Linked DNA regions of Homo sapiens: regions 1, 3, 4 and 5 are each linked to region 2. Evidence: chromatin contacts called from ENCODE Hi-C or POLR2A ChIA-PET data. All regions are on one chromosome and are shown on one strand. The core of a region is the stretch at or near the end of the contact, and the rest is flanking DNA. Distances in the headings are between cores, read along the strand shown. Region 1 overlaps CYTH3 (cytohesin 3). Region 2 holds the start of DAGLB (diacylglycerol lipase beta). Region 3 holds the start of CYTH3 (cytohesin 3). Region 4 holds the start of INTS15 (integrator complex subunit 15). Region 5 holds the start of ZNF316 (zinc finger protein 316).

The links. Hi-C counts contacts between places; a loop is a spot of excess contacts on that map. ChIA-PET counts read pairs that join two places held with the same protein, here RNA polymerase II (POLR2A). Pooled maps may share reads with other maps.
Region 1: a loop to region 2 is called in a pooled map, with 3 times the contacts of the local background. The contact joins the enhancer-like site here to the promoter of DAGLB in region 2. A Hi-C loop is called at or near these places in 1 of 37 single-sample maps with no recorded cell type and 6 of 50 pooled maps. POLR2A ChIA-PET finds 5 or more read pairs at or near these places in 3 of 52 experiments (BJ, CD8-positive, alpha-beta memory T cell and OCI-LY7).
Region 3: a map of CD4-positive, alpha-beta T cell shows a loop between it and region 2 (4-fold over the local background). The contact joins the promoter of CYTH3 here to the promoter of DAGLB in region 2. A Hi-C loop is called at or near these places in 7 of 168 maps with a recorded cell type or tissue (CD4-positive, alpha-beta T cell, PC-3, PC-9 and 4 more), 5 of 37 single-sample maps with no recorded cell type and 21 of 50 pooled maps. POLR2A ChIA-PET finds 5 or more read pairs at or near these places in 5 of 52 experiments (A549, AG04449, B cell and 2 more).
Region 4: a loop to region 2 is called in a pooled map, with 12 times the contacts of the local background. The contact joins the promoter of INTS15 here to the promoter of DAGLB in region 2. A Hi-C loop is called at or near these places in 10 of 50 pooled maps. POLR2A ChIA-PET finds 5 or more read pairs at or near these places in 9 of 52 experiments (B cell, CD4-positive, alpha-beta T cell, CD8-positive, alpha-beta memory T cell and 6 more).
Region 5: a pooled map shows a loop between it and region 2 (9-fold over the local background). The contact joins the promoter of ZNF316 here to the promoter of DAGLB in region 2. A Hi-C loop is called at or near these places in 7 of 50 pooled maps. POLR2A ChIA-PET finds 5 or more read pairs at or near these places in 5 of 52 experiments (B cell, HCT116, activated CD8-positive, alpha-beta T cell and 2 more).

Annotation. Positions count from the first base shown.
Region 1 is chr7:6,254,868-6,257,567 of GRCh38, reverse strand. The region is part of intron 1 of CYTH3 (cytohesin 3); the gene reads left to right. Among named protein-coding and RNA genes, the nearest start is that of CYTH3, 16 kb to the left of the region's middle. RefSeq lists an enhancer at 883-932. Within about 2 kb of position 1,250, at least 15 of the 41 ENCODE cell types and tissues checked have a DNase peak (open chromatin) inside an H3K27ac peak, as active enhancers do.
Region 2 is chr7:6,446,609-6,449,308 of GRCh38, reverse strand. DAGLB (diacylglycerol lipase beta) reads left to right here and starts at 1,355. Exons shown (of 15, transcript NM_139179.4): 1 at 1,355-1,561. The coding sequence starts at 1,467. RefSeq lists an enhancer at 1,098-1,147.
Region 3 is chr7:6,271,191-6,273,890 of GRCh38, reverse strand. It overlaps CYTH3 (cytohesin 3), which reads left to right and starts at 1,267. Exons shown (of 13, transcript NM_004227.4): 1 at 1,267-1,417. The coding sequence starts at 1,384. RefSeq lists silencers at 1,040-1,399, 1,720-1,889 and enhancers at 1,208-1,929, 1,930-2,652.
Region 4 is chr7:6,588,572-6,591,271 of GRCh38, reverse strand. INTS15 (integrator complex subunit 15) reads right to left here and starts at 1,251. Exons shown (of 6, transcript NM_024067.4): 1 at 797-1,251. The coding sequence starts at 988. ZDHHC4 (zDHHC palmitoyltransferase 4) reads right to left here. Exons shown (of 8, transcript NM_001134389.2): 8 at 1,898-2,655. The coding sequence ends at 2,362. LOC124901582 (a long non-coding RNA gene) reads left to right here and starts at 1,368. Exons shown (of 2, transcript XR_007060201.1): 1 at 1,368-1,812; 2 at 2,047-2,349. RefSeq lists a silencer at 927-1,426 and enhancers at 1,497-1,646, 1,271-2,109.
Region 5 is chr7:6,635,934-6,638,633 of GRCh38, reverse strand. It overlaps ZNF316 (zinc finger protein 316), which reads right to left and starts at 1,316. Exons shown (of 9, transcript NM_001278559.2): 1 at 1,187-1,316; 2 at 625-788. RefSeq lists an enhancer at 437-486 and silencers at 547-976, 1,217-1,636.

The DNA.
Region 1 (2,700 bases), core at 1-2,500, 190 kb after region 2:
AAAACAAAATACGTTTTCGTATTCTTAGAAATACATTGTTTCATTTGGCAAATCTTTATGTGTATTTTAACGTGTACATTTAGAAGTATGCAGTAATCAAAGGTGGCATTGGCAATTTAATATTCTGTTAGAAGACAGGACTTCCTTTTAGTTCTTTACAGAGAGGAAATAAAATAATCAAGAATGTCCTTTTCCAAGTTTCAGTAATTAGATTAAAATTTTTTTGAGTTGAGAAAGGATCAGACAAATGAATTCAGTTTTGTTTGTGTTAGAGTATGGGAAAATTGAAGAATTTTAGTGTCTTTTGAATGTTTGGCCTGTTCACATGATGAGGCTGTATTTCCCAGGCGTGGGAAGATGAGTGATTGTAGACTTTGATTCAGTATATGACCACACTTCTGAGAGCATGACACATTTCGAGAATAAATGATGCCTTTCATTGCCTTATGTAAAAAAAAATCTTCACGTTGGATAAGTCTTCTTCTAAAATGTTGCGTTTTCTCGGGAATCACAGGGTGTCTGTTATGGACTATGTTCCTGAAATTTAGTTCAAAGTAGTGGTTAAACTGTATACTAGTCAGATGGTTACTAGGATGTTTCAGTTTTCACAAAAGAAAGTCAAATGCCTTCTTTCCTTCCTTTTTGTGGTCAGACTGGTCTTGAAGTCTGCTAGCTCTTGCTCGCCACACGTTGTCCCGCCAGCTTCACTCTTGATGACAGCTCTCAGAGGGAGCAGAGTCCACATGGATGTGGTGTGTCCTGCCCTCCCTTGGCTCCCCCAGTAGTTGCTCTGCCTGACAAGTGCCCAGTAATTTGGCTGGACATGCAGAACATGACTTTTTAATTTTTTTCATCTGGAAAGAACATAAGCTATTTCCCCTGGGTTCTGCTGCTGTTAGTACTTGGACATTTGTTTTAGGATTTAAGTCTCTATTACCTTCCCACTGCTTCCACCGCTCCCCACTTTTTCCTTCTCAGGAGAGGAGTCTGGGGGCTTCTCTCTTTGCATGTCTTCCTGTCAAGTATTACCTATTATGATTCTGGTGAAGAGCGGACTGTCTTGCATCTAAAGGTAATGAAGACCATCTACTTCAGAAGTCTTGTTAAGTTCTGCGCTAAAACATTTATCTCCCATTTCTGTTATACCTGTAAAGGGGAGCAAAGAATTTGTGTCTTCAGAGAGAAGTCCACTATCCTAGTCCTTTCAGCCCCCTTGAGGTTTGGTGCAGGCCTGCCTGGGAGTTCCACAAATGGGAGTGTGCTCTAGGGCCCCCTGCCTGAACCAGTGGCCAGTGACTCCCTTTGGAGAGAATATCCCGGCAGAAGTTCTCGAGTCTCAGGACTTGCTGTAGGCGGTTTTATCTTGGTTTCAGCCATCACGAAATGTAGTTGATTGGATCAGTGACTGGGAATTTCAAGAACAGATTTTACAGGAGTGCTGTTTCCTTAGAGTTGTAAAGTTATTGACAGGGCCATTTCAACTTTGGTTAAACAGATTAAAGGTTGGCCGGGCGCAATGGCTCATGCCTGTAATCCCAGCACTTTGGGAGGCCGAGGTGGGTGGATCACGAGGTCAGGAGATCGAGACCATCCTGGCTAACACAGTGAAACCCTGTCTCTACTAAAAATACAAAAAATTAGCTGGGCGTAGTGGCGGGCACCTGTAGTCCCAGCTACTCAGGAGGCTGAGGCAGGAGAATCGCGTTAACCTGGAAGGCGGAGCTTGTAGTGAGCAGAGATCGCGCCACTGCACTTCAGCCTGGGTGACAGAGGGAGATTCCATCTCAAAAAAAAAAAAAAAAAAAAAAACAGATTAAAGGTCAAACTTGGGTAGTCACACTAACCTGAGCGTCTCCCCCACATAGGGAGTCTGTAAGTCCTTAATTTCATAAGAGACTTGAAGTAGAAGCTGTTTTCTCCTGATGTCCCCAACATATCCCTCCCTCCCTATCTTGATGAGGTGCTGGACCCCCAGGACTACTGCAGTGCTGTGGTGGGGGCCTTTCTGGTCCTCAGCCCAGCTTCTTCACGGCCGACTCTGTTGGGATGCATCATGCTGGAGATAACTATGTAGCCATTCCTTCCTAAATAGTCTTAGTCCTGTGGGATTGGAGAGGCCCTCTTTTCCCTTGGGGTCTCTAGGAATTAGGATTTCAGAACTTTTCCCTGTTTGCTATATCAGGTCAGCCATTGAGGATATTTCGGGTAATTCCCCTTGTTCAAGGCAGAATATTGTCATCTATAATGTTAATGGTTCTGAGAATTTGTATTCATACTTTCTGTATGCTTACATAAGTTTGTTTAAACATTTGAGCCTGATTGGTGTTGACAAATATTTGGTATTGACATATTTTTAAGTAAATATCTGCAGCTCTGTCATTTCTAGCCTTGTGATTTTGTGTAAGTTACTTAATCTCCCTAAGCTGTTAAAAAACCGAAGTGAAATTATTTATATGAAGAATTTATCAAAAATCTCGACGATTGTAATAGTAGGCATTCAAAACTGTTAGTCATCAGTGTGTTAAGCCTCTGGCCTGCCTGTCTTTACATACTGAGTAGAGTGAGTTGGAAGAATTGTTTTATTTGGGCTGAGGAATAACTGATGATTGGCAATATGATTATTATATCTTTTCTTCCCAACTTTGTATTTTGAAAATGTTCAAATCTACAGAAAAGTTGAAGGAATGGTACGATGAATCC
Region 2 (2,700 bases), core at 106-2,605:
GGGCAGTGGGGGTACTGAAAAGCGCTCAGACTCCACCCCGCCAGCTGCAGGGTGGTTTCAGACCCTGAACTCGAGGGGTTCCTAACACGGGCTCCTTACAGCAAGGGGCACAGATGGAAGCAATGTTGTCCCATGCTTGCAAGTCTCACAGAACGGGATATGAGTCCCACACCTGCCATTGACAGCCTGGGTCTCTAGGCTAGCTAATTCCTCCAGGCCTGAAGCGTCCCTCCTTATAAAATGAAAATTTCGGTCAGGTGTAGTGGCTCACGCCTGTAATACCAGCACTTTGGGAGGCTGCGGCGGGAGGATGGTTTGAGGCCAGGAGTTCAAGACCGGCCTGGGCAACAGAGTGAGACTCCGGTCTCTACAAAAAATAGGAAAATTTATGGAGAAACCCCATCTCTACTAAAAATACAAAATTAGCTGGGCATGGTGACACATGCCTGTAATCCCAGCTACTCAGGAGGCTGAGGCAGGAGAATCGCTTGAACCCAGGAGATGGAGGTTGTGGTGAACCAAGATCGCGCCATTGCACTCCAGCCTGGGGCAACAAGAGCAAAACTATGTCTCTAAATAAATAAATAAATAAATAAATAAATAAATAAAAATAAATTAGCCGGGAGTGTGGCACGTGCCTTTGGTCTCAGCTACTCAGGAGGTTGAGGTGGGAGAGTCGCTGGAATCCAGGAATTCAAGGCGGCATTCAGGAGTTCAAGGCTGCAGTGAGTCATGATTGCGCCACTGCACTCCACCCTGAACGACAGAGCCATACGCTGCCTTAAACAAACAGACAAACAGGGCCGGGCGCAGTGGTTCACGCCTGTAATCCTAGCACTTTGAGAGGCCCAGGCGGGCGGATCACTTGAGGTCAGGGGTTCGAGACCAGCCTGGCCAACATGGTGAAACTTCGTCTCTACTAAAAATACAAAAATTAGCCGTGGTGGCGCGCTCCTGTAATCACAGCTACACCGGAGCCTGAGACAGGTGAATCGCTTGAGCCCGGGAGGCGGAGGATGCAGTGAGCCGAGATCACACCCACTGCACTCCAGCCTGGGAACAGAGCGAGACTCCGTCACCAAAAAAAAAAAAAAAAAAAAAAAAAAAAAAAAAAAAAAAAGGAAAAGGAAATATCACCAGAACGGATATCACTGCACTCTTCACGAAAAAGAAAAAGAAAATACCAGAACGGATTTCACCGACCGGCAGACCTGCAATCGACTCAGCCAGCGCCTTCCGGATCAGCGTTTCTGCGCAGGCGCAGACAGCTCCGGCGGAAGAGGCGGTGTAGGGCTCAGTGCGCTTGCGCCGATCTCGGCCTCAGCGTGAGCATGCGCAGGTCCCCGCCCTCGCTGCGTTTGCGCTTGAGCGCCGATAATTTGGTGGCGGCGTCCGGAGGGTGCTGGTTTGTTCTCGGTGAACGGCGCGCGGGGTCTCTCCTGAGTGCGAGCTACGGGACCTTCGCCATGCCGGGGATGGTACTCTTCGGCCGGCGCTGGGCCATCGCCAGCGACGACTTGGTCTTCCCAGGGTTCTTCGAGCTGGTCGTGCGAGTGCTGTGGTAAGGACGGCGGCTACGGGGGCGGTGGAGCCCACCGGAGAGGGAGCGGGGGGCGAGCTGTCCCTTGAGACGGTGACAGAAGTGGCTTCCCAAGCACTGTCGCGGTCCCAGCGCTGGCCACGCATCCTCTTATCGAGTTCTCACCACTGCCCGAAGAGGTGGGCAGTGGTGCTGTGTCCATTTGACGGATGACAAACCGAAGCCCCCAGAGTGTGTGGGCTGACCCCGGGGGACAAACAGGGGGTTTCGAAGTCCGCGCAGCAGGACGCGAGCACCCCTTTGTGTGCAGCGCCGAGACCTGGCCCTGGGGTGCCACGAGGGTGTTACCGCCGGCAAAAGCCTTGGCCTCGAGTTCTCCTTTCTTGAGGCGGGAGCAGCCACTTGTGCCCTTCCTTCCCTTTGTACGGGGCACTTGAATCTGCAACACGAAGGATAGGAAAAAATACCGAGCCGGTTGTGGCTGCATTTCGTGAGAAGCAGACAGGCTCAACATACAACGCTGTTGTCTTTCAAAGTGTGGAATCAGTGGGAAGTGGCATTGGTACCTGAAGTCTGTTCCCAGAGGATCTGTGCAGGGAATGAATCATTGTTATGCAAAAGTAGATTCTTGGCTGGGCGCCATGGCTCACGCCTGTTATCTCAGCACATTGAGAGGCTGAGACGGGAGGATTGCTTGAGGGCAGGAGTTTGAGACCAACCTGGGCAACATAGTGAGACCCCTTTTCTTTTTATTTTTTTGAGACAGGGTCTCACTCTGCTACCCAGGCGGGAGTGCAGTGGTGCGATCACCACTCACTGCAGCCTCAACCTCCTGGGCTCAAGCGATCTTCCCACTTCACTCTTCCAAGTAGCTGGGACCACAGACTCGTGCCACCACGCCCAGCTAACTTTTTCTATTTTTTGTAGAGATGGAGTCTCACCGTGTTGCCCAGGCTAGTGTCCAACTCTTGTGCTCAAGTGATCCTCCTGCCTTGGCCTCCCAAAGTGCTAGGATTACAGACGTGAGCCGCCGTGCCGGGCCTAGATCTTTTATTGTTGGCAATTATATTCCAGGCCAGGTGCAGTGATTCATGCCTGTAATCCCAGCACTTTGGGAGGCCAAGGCAGGAAGATCACTTGAAGCCAGGAGTTCAAGACCA
Region 3 (2,700 bases), core at 18-2,517, 180 kb after region 2:
AAAGGTGAAATTGTCCACTTTGATAGATGACAACGGAAGGATCCTTTGGTTCAATGGACAGCTTGTAAATATAAAACAGTTGCTGGAAAATTATATTAGAGATGAGCTATCTCCTCCATTACAATGTTTGCTTTTCTTTAATGCGATTGAGTTCCAACAGAAAGGCTTGGGAGGGGCCACAAGCAATGCTTCAGGAGTTACTGGAAGAGAGATATGGGGAGTGAGAGAGGAGATCCATCGATGTGGAGCAGGGGCCAGGGGAGGCCTTCTGCCCAGGAGGCCTGTGCTGAGGACCCTGGCTGTGCCCAAGGGAAACTGAATTCAGAGCTCCTCCTGCATCATAAATCCAGGACAGCTGGCAGCTCTCCAAGGAAGACTGGCGCTAAACTCCAAGGGCATCAGCCGCCAGATTGGCCAACCCCTACAATGCCCTTTGAGAGCTGAGCCCCAGGTGTGTTGAATCGGGATTCCGTTCCAACCTCATGACCACATTCATTTACAAGCCCTGCATTTTGTTAATTTAAAAATGCACTCACCAGGAGGGAAGGAGGAGAGGCTCCATTAAATATAAGACAGCTGAAAGGCTGGAATTCTTCTGACATGCATGTCTTAGGAAGGAGAAGGCCTGACCTTGTTCTTTTTTTTTTTGAGACAGGGTCTCACTCTGTCACCCAGACTGGAGTGCAGTGGTGCAATAATAACTCACTGCAGCCTCTACCTACTGGGCTCAAGTGACGTGACCTCCCACCTCAGCCTCCCCAGTAGCTGGAACTACAGGCACATGCCACCATGCCTGGGTCGCTATGTTATCGGGGCTGGTCTCCAACTTTTGTTCTCCAGCGATCCTCCCACCTCAGCCTCTCAAAGTATTGGAATACAGGTGTGAGCCACCGAGCCTGGCCAGGCCTGACTTCTGAATGCATTCGTTTCTTGATCTTTTACCCCGAGTGCACGTGCAAGTTGCACCCCTGGCCACTGGGTTTTGCAGAGTGTGGCGTTCCAGTGTCCGGGGCCCCACGCCCGTCCGCAGGCTACTGGAATGCTGAGGGCGAGGAGGCTTCGCTCCACGCACACCGGATCGGCCTGCACTTCAGGGGCCAGGTCTACAGCCTTCCCCAGCGCAGACGCCGCCGGCCCGGCCGGTTCCCGAGGGCGGGGCTGCGCGGCCTCACGCCCCGCCCACCGCGGGCAGAGGCGGGGCATGGGTCACGTGACGGCACGCCGACCAGCGAGGCCCCGCCCGGCGGGAGGAGGCCCGGCCGCGACCCGGGCCGCGCGCTGAGGAGCCGCCCGGTCGCCTGCGCGCTCCCTCCGGCGGCGTCCCCAGCCCGCGGCCCCTCTGCTGCCGGCCCCCGGCTCGCCGGCTGCGGGAGTGGCCTCAAGATGGATGAAGACGGCGGCGGCGAGGGTGGTGGCGGTGAGTGTCGGAGGTGTGGTGGGCTCGCCGGCGGCCTGGGGTCGGGGGCCGGGGGCTGGGGGTCGAGGGCGCGGCGCTGGGCCGGGGTTCGCCGGAGGAGACGGGGTCGGGGGCAGCGGCAGCGGCGTCCGCTGGAGGCCTGAGGCACGCCGGGCCAGGGCCGAGGCTGGGTCTCCGGGGGCCGAGGGAGGGGGCGGGCCGGGGTCGCCGTTCGGCGCTGGCGAGGGTCTGGGTACCAGGCCGGGGCTGCCGCGGGCTGGGGTCGCCCCGGAGTCTCGGGCCGGGGTTTGGGTGTCGCTCCTCTGGGGCGGGGGACCTTGCGGGGCGACCTTCCCCGCATCTTGTCGCCAAGGGCGTTCATGCCCTCCGGAGCCCGGCGTTTCGGACGCCCCCTTTCAGCTCAGGTGGGCGGAAGCGGCTGAGCCGGTGGGAAACCGGGAGGGGAAAGTTTTGCACTGGAGGCTCCTCGAGTGTACAGGACGGGAGGGCAGGGGAAACGGTTGGAAAGCGTGACAGTCTGCTTGGCTTTGGGTCAGAAACGGTCGCTGGATTTGCTCGAACGGGGAGGGGGCCAGCTGGAGTTCAGTTCAGGGTAGACGTTTTAGGAAACGGCAGACGCGACAGATTGAGCAAAAAACTCCGTGGAGCCGAGGGTGGGAGACACGAGCTGCACCCAGCACAGAGGCAAGACCGGAGAGCCAGGTGTGCCCGGAGCCAGGTGTGCTCCCGAGTGGGTCGGGTCGATGCGCGTCGTGGCCCAGGTGGTCTGTGTCTGACGTTCGGTTTCCTCTTGCTGGAGGAATCGTGTTTGTTGGAAATTATTTAGTGGAATACAAATGACTGCTGGGTCATGCTGGGAATTAGATTTTAAAAACAGAGGAACGTGCCTCTGTATGGAGTGGGTGTTCGCTTTGGAAAGCAAAGGGTTAATGCCCGTGTTTTTACAGGAACAGCCGAAGTTGAGGTTCTCTAGACTTTTTTTTTTTTTCCTGAAGATCTCCTTTGAGCTGACAGAGAAATCATCAGAATCATCAGAACCCCATGTAATAAGGGAGCAGTTTAGAGAAATCTTAATTACAGGCTGCCGGTGCAGCTGCCTGTAAGAATCAGCAGTATTGAATGCTTCAGGATGAAGTGGTTCATCATCAAGGTGCCTTCCAGAATTCAAGTGCTGCTCAGAGGGAGATGTTTTTTTGCTGAAAGACGCGATGCAGCCAGGATGGTGGGAAGTTGGCACCCGTCATGGCATTTGGCGAGTTCAGTTCTTATAGTTGAAGCTAGGG
Region 4 (2,700 bases), core at 2-2,501, 140 kb before region 2:
AAAGAAAAACAGGAAATAACAGTATTTTCCCGTAGAACTTTTCGCCCTTCGTAAAGTTCCCGTAGAACTTTTCGCCCTTCGTAAAGCTCAGGTCTCAGGGAGATCTTTGCTGTTGATCTTAGAAAAAAGTCATATAGGCCAGGCGTTGTGGCTCACGCCTGTAATTCCAACACTTTGGAGGCCAAGGAGAGAGAATCTTGAGCCCAGGAGTTTGAGACCAGCCTGGGTAACACAGGGAGGCCCCATCTCTACAAAACATTCAAAAATTAGCTGGGCATGGTGGTGCACGCCTGGAGTCCCAGCTACTCAGAAGGATGAGGCGGGAGGATTACTTGAGCCCAGGAGTTCAAGGTTGTAGTGAGCTGTGATTGCACCACTGCACTCCTGCCTGGGCAACGTAGTGAAACCTTGTCTCGAAAAAAAAAAAGGCAGAGAAAGAAAAAAAAAAGAAAAAGATGTAAGAAGAAAGCCATACAGATCATTATACATCCTCCTGGAGGGTTCAGGATGAGCCTTTCGGTAACAGCCCAACAGACCTCTAGGGAGCGGGCAGTCGCCAGTTTGTCCCTTTAACACCAAGACTCGGCTGTCACACGCCCCGCAGACTGGACAGGCAGCTGAGCAACACTGCAGGACCCGGAGAAGGGTTTGGGGGCTGCTGCAGGAGCGAGGCCGAGCGCGAGCGCGGGGATCCTGGACATGGGGCGCCCGCGGCTTGACACAGCCCTGCATCGCTGGGGAAAAGGCCCGCCCGCCCGCCTGCGGGGCCCGGGAACCCGACCGTCTCAGGCCGCACCTTGGGCTGCGCGCTGCGCTCCTTGGGCACCTGGAACACGAACTCCTCCAGCAGCTCCACGGGGCCCTTGTCCACGATGGGCAGCGGCGCGCTCTGCAGCTGGCTGCTGAAGTAGATGTCCAGGTGGTACAACACCTCCTTGGCGGCGCTCAGCGCATCGCGGCGCAGCAGCGAGTGGCGGATGTCGCTCATGGTGCGGCCGCCGCGGCCCCCGCGCCGAGCGCGTCTCACTTCCGCCCGGGGCCCGGGACTGCGCCGCTACCCGTGGAAACAAAGAGGCGCGACCCGGGCCTGGGCTGCGGCACCCGCCCGCTTGCCCGCCTGCCGCCGCCTGCTCCCTGCCTGCTCAGGGGGCCATCGCTGCTGCCGCCGGCCAGCAGGCGCCCGAAGGTCCGACTGCGGCGCCGCCAGGAGCCGCCGGGAGCTGCCGCCGCGCAGCCGAACAGCGGCCGAATGCCGGGCACGGAGACGGCGGCCCGCAGGGGCCAAGCGCAGGCCGCGGCCTAGGCGCGCTCTCCGGAGGGCGCCCCCTGGCGGCGCGAGCGGTGAGGGGCGCGCCGCGGTCCCAGGTGGACCCCGCCCCCGGAGCCCGCCCAACCGCCGGTGCAGGCCCGCTCCGTCCTTGCCCAGGCTCCCTCGCGGGCTGTGCGTCGCGTTCAGAGCTGCCGCTGGTTGATTTCACGGTGCTTTCCACCAGCAAGAATTGGGGGTGGTGCCGGGCTTTGGCTTCGGCCAGCGGACTTGGGTTCCCTGGCCGCCCCAGCTACCCGTCTTCACGTTTCCATCTGTTCTCAGCTGGGGGGTACGGGGGAAGATGGCTGGAAGGCCCCCTGCCCCTGACTCCCACTTCCCAGCCTCTCTGACTGCGGGCTCCTTGGCCTAGCAAGGTGCAGAACACCTGCCACCTGCACCTGAGAGCCCTCCCACTCCAAAGACCTTCCGCACCAAGACCTCGTTTCTGGCAGTCATGTCTCCTCTGAAATAGGTGGCAGTTCACTTTCACAATTTTTAAACTGGTGAGAAAGGACTTGAATGTGGCTAGAGGAGGGCAGGCCGGAGGCCACACATGCAGGAAGGTGCCTGATGTACAAGCCCATACTGGCCGGAAGGCAGGCCTGGGTGAGGACACTCTGTTGTTGAGATGAAAATCCCCTGGGGGAGAGAGGAGAATAGAGGGGGCATAAAAGAGAGCACAGCCAGGCACAACGCGCAGGCGCTGAGTCAATGAGACCCTCCTGCACATCACACAGGTCAGAGACACGGCCGCAAGCCCCTCCTGTCCACATGCCCAGAGTTTAGAGACACCAAGGTCTCAGCATCACCTAGAACCTCTGAGAAGTCATCTCTTGATCCCCTTGACACCAGGACTTCAGAGATGCCCGGTTTCAAAAGAAGACAAGCAAGGGGGATTCCTCAGTCAACACCCATTTTCCCCTCTCTCCCTTGCCCACCGAAAGTGATTTATAAGCACAGCAGAAATCAAAACAAACAAGCCATGCTTGGAAAACGAGGATCCACATGTGTAAATAAACGGGAACTACAGCTCAAAGGCAGTCATACACTTGTCATTCTTGTTTCTTCCTCTCATGACATGGAAAGGCAGGTAGAAAGATCTCTTGAAGGTTGCTCCGAAGCCCATGGGAGTGAATGTTCCGGTGGACTTGGGGCTCTGCTGACGGAGGCCAGGCCACAAGGGGACAACGCTGGCACCAGGCCCAGTCACCTCTGTACCACTCGTTAGTAGTCTGGTTGGTGGCCGCCAGATACAGGACAAACAACAGGTAGCCACCCAGGAGGAAGCTCAGAACCACGACAAAGCCCAGCATGAAGACAATCCGTGGAAAAGTCAGGAACAGGTACTAGGAGCAGAGAAAAGGTAGTGCTTTAGGCAGCTGGACTGTGAC
Region 5 (2,700 bases), core at 67-2,566, 190 kb before region 2:
AGGGCCCTGCACTCTAGGATACGGTGCTGCAGCCAACATTTAGAATGGGAGGTGACAAGGTATCTCCCAAGAGGAGAAGGGAGCGAGGCAAGGGCAGGAAGAAGAGGCAAAGCTTGAAAGTTGATAGAAACTCCTCACAAAAGCTCCAAAGCCAGGGAAACCCAACTCAGAGAGCGGGAGATGTGGGGGTGTGCTTGTGTCTAGCCCCCTTCATTCCCTCTGGGTGGCCCCCGCTGCCCTCAGAGCCCTTCGGGTCTTCATGCCCTCCTGAAGGACTTCCTTCCCCGACCACCACAGTCCTCACTGTCTGTCCTCGGATTCTGGATCCCCCTACTTTCCTGGGTTTGCTCCTGGTGCAGGTTATTTCCACGGGGGCCATCTCAGGTTCCCCAGGGTAGCCCCCTCACCACCCCACCCGGCCCCCAGACCTGCCCACACTTGTTGAACCAAACCAAGCACCGAGGTCTCCCCACACAAGCAGAGCTGGGGGCCTGATCCTCCTGGTACCTGCACTTCCTCTTGCCCATCGGGTCCTCGACCAAAGCCCAGCCCCTTTCCTACCTCTGCTGCCACGCGGGACAGCCCAGACCCCATCCAATCCCAGGGATGGGTGTCCCTACCTACCTGCCGGCAGCAGAAGACAGCCGAGCAGCCCACCGGGGCTCCTTCTGCAGATGAGGGAAAGCCCGGATAAGGCCCCCAAGGTCACAAAGCGGGCTCCTGGGGCGACGGGCCGAGCGCCTCCCGCCCCCCAGGGGGCGTCCGGAGCCGCCTCCTCCTGCAGAGACCTAGACGATGACAGCCCCTCCTGGATGGGTGTGTCCTGGGGGCGGCCGCGGCCCAGCCCCTGCCGCTGCGGCCGAGAAGGCGTGGGCGGGCACCCCGAGGTGTCACGCGTGGCCTCCCGGGCCTGCCCCCTCCGCCTCCTGCCCGGACCGGCCCCGGGGGTCGGCAACGCGCAGGCCCGGACGGGGGTCCGGGAGGCGGGGGCGCTGCCGCGGAAGTCCCTACCCGCGTTCCGCTCCGACTCTGCAGGCCCCGGCCCCGCCGCCTCCCCGCGGCCTCCCCGCGCCGGGCGTCGAGGGCCAGCCCGGCCCCGCCGCCGCCGCCGCCCCCGAGCGCAAGCCCGGCCCGCCCGCACCTGCCGCCCGCGCCGCCGCCCACCGGCCCCGCGAGACCCACTCACCGCGCGGGCCGGGCTGGCCGAGCCACGGGCCGGACACCGGGGCCGGGGCCTGCGGGCCGGCGGCGGACCCCGCGCTACACAAAGTGACGGCCCGGGAGCTGCGCGACGGCGGCGCGTGGGCACCGGAAGTACCGCCGGCCGGCCCCGCCCCGCCCGCGCCCGCGGGGGGAGGAACTTCCGGTCACGCGGGGGCAGCGGCGCGGAGCGGGGAAGCGCGGGTTGCGGGGGTTTGCCCAGCTGGGCCTCGGGCCGGGGCGAGGACGGGGCATGCGGGGAGGGGACGGGAGCGCCCTCGACACTCGTGGGGCGCCCACAACCTCGCCCCGCTCCTGGACACCCTGGCCAGGTCTCGGAGGTGACCCCGAGGTCCCGCCGCTGCGACCACCGCCTTCCCCGAACCCCAGCCCGGCCTCGTTCATCGGGGCGCCCGCTGAGGACCAGGCCCCGCGCTGGGCCCCCTCCGCCAGTCCACGGAGCCTGCCCGGGACCCCAGGATGGTGGAGGGAGGAGGCGACCCCTGTGGTGGGGAGGGGGCCAGGTGTCCACGCCTCCACCAGATCCCCGGGCCCGCGCGGGGTGAACGTCTTGTGGGTGGGGAGGGAGGAGGGACGGGCGGGGTGAACGTCTTATGGGTGGACTGTGGCGGTTGAGTGCAGGAGGAGACTGGGGTTGTGGAGCCCGCACTTGGAGGGACATGGGGTCACGGGCAGGGAAGCGATGTCCAGGCAGAGGGCATGGCCAGTGTGGGGGCAGAAGTGACAGGCGACCCCAGGAACCCAGGGAGGGGTCGGTGAGCTCAGCGGCCACCCCCAGACCCCCACCCACAAGCCTGTCTGCACCTGCTCCCAAGAGGTGCAGCTGGGGTGTCAGGATGAGCTCTGGCATTGGTGGAGTCCAGGGTCTGTCTTCCGCCTGGAATGGTGTGGCCTGGGCCCCTTCCCCAGCTCCCAGCCCGCCTGCACCACTGTTCTTGGTGCTTTTCTGTGGGGACCCCAGGCCTGACTGGGCAAGAGATAGAGGAGGACTCGGCCAGGCACGGTGTCTGTAATCCTAGCACTTTGGGAGGTCTTGGCGGGCGGATCACGAGGTCAGGAGTTCGAGACTAGCTTGGCTAACATGGTGGGTGAAACCCCATCTCTACTAAAAATACAAAAATTAGCCGGCCGTGGTAGCGCACCCCTGTAGTCCCAGCTGCTTGGGAGGCTGAGGCAGGAGAATCGTTTGAAGCCGGGAGGCAGAGGGTGCAGTGAGCCGAGATCACACCACTGCACGCCAGCCTGGGCGACAAGGTGAGACTCTGTCTCAAAATAATAATAAGATAGAGGAGGACTCAAACCTTAGTCCCACAGAGGGGTGCAGCCCCAACCCCTTGAATCAGACCCTCACAGTGATGTCGCTTGGCTCTTGGTGTCTTAAAATGTCTTAAAGTTAATAACATTTTAAAATAAGGAGTCCCATTCTTGTTTAAAAAATAAAATTGAAAAATCAGGTTCTAATGCGGGGTCTCACACCTA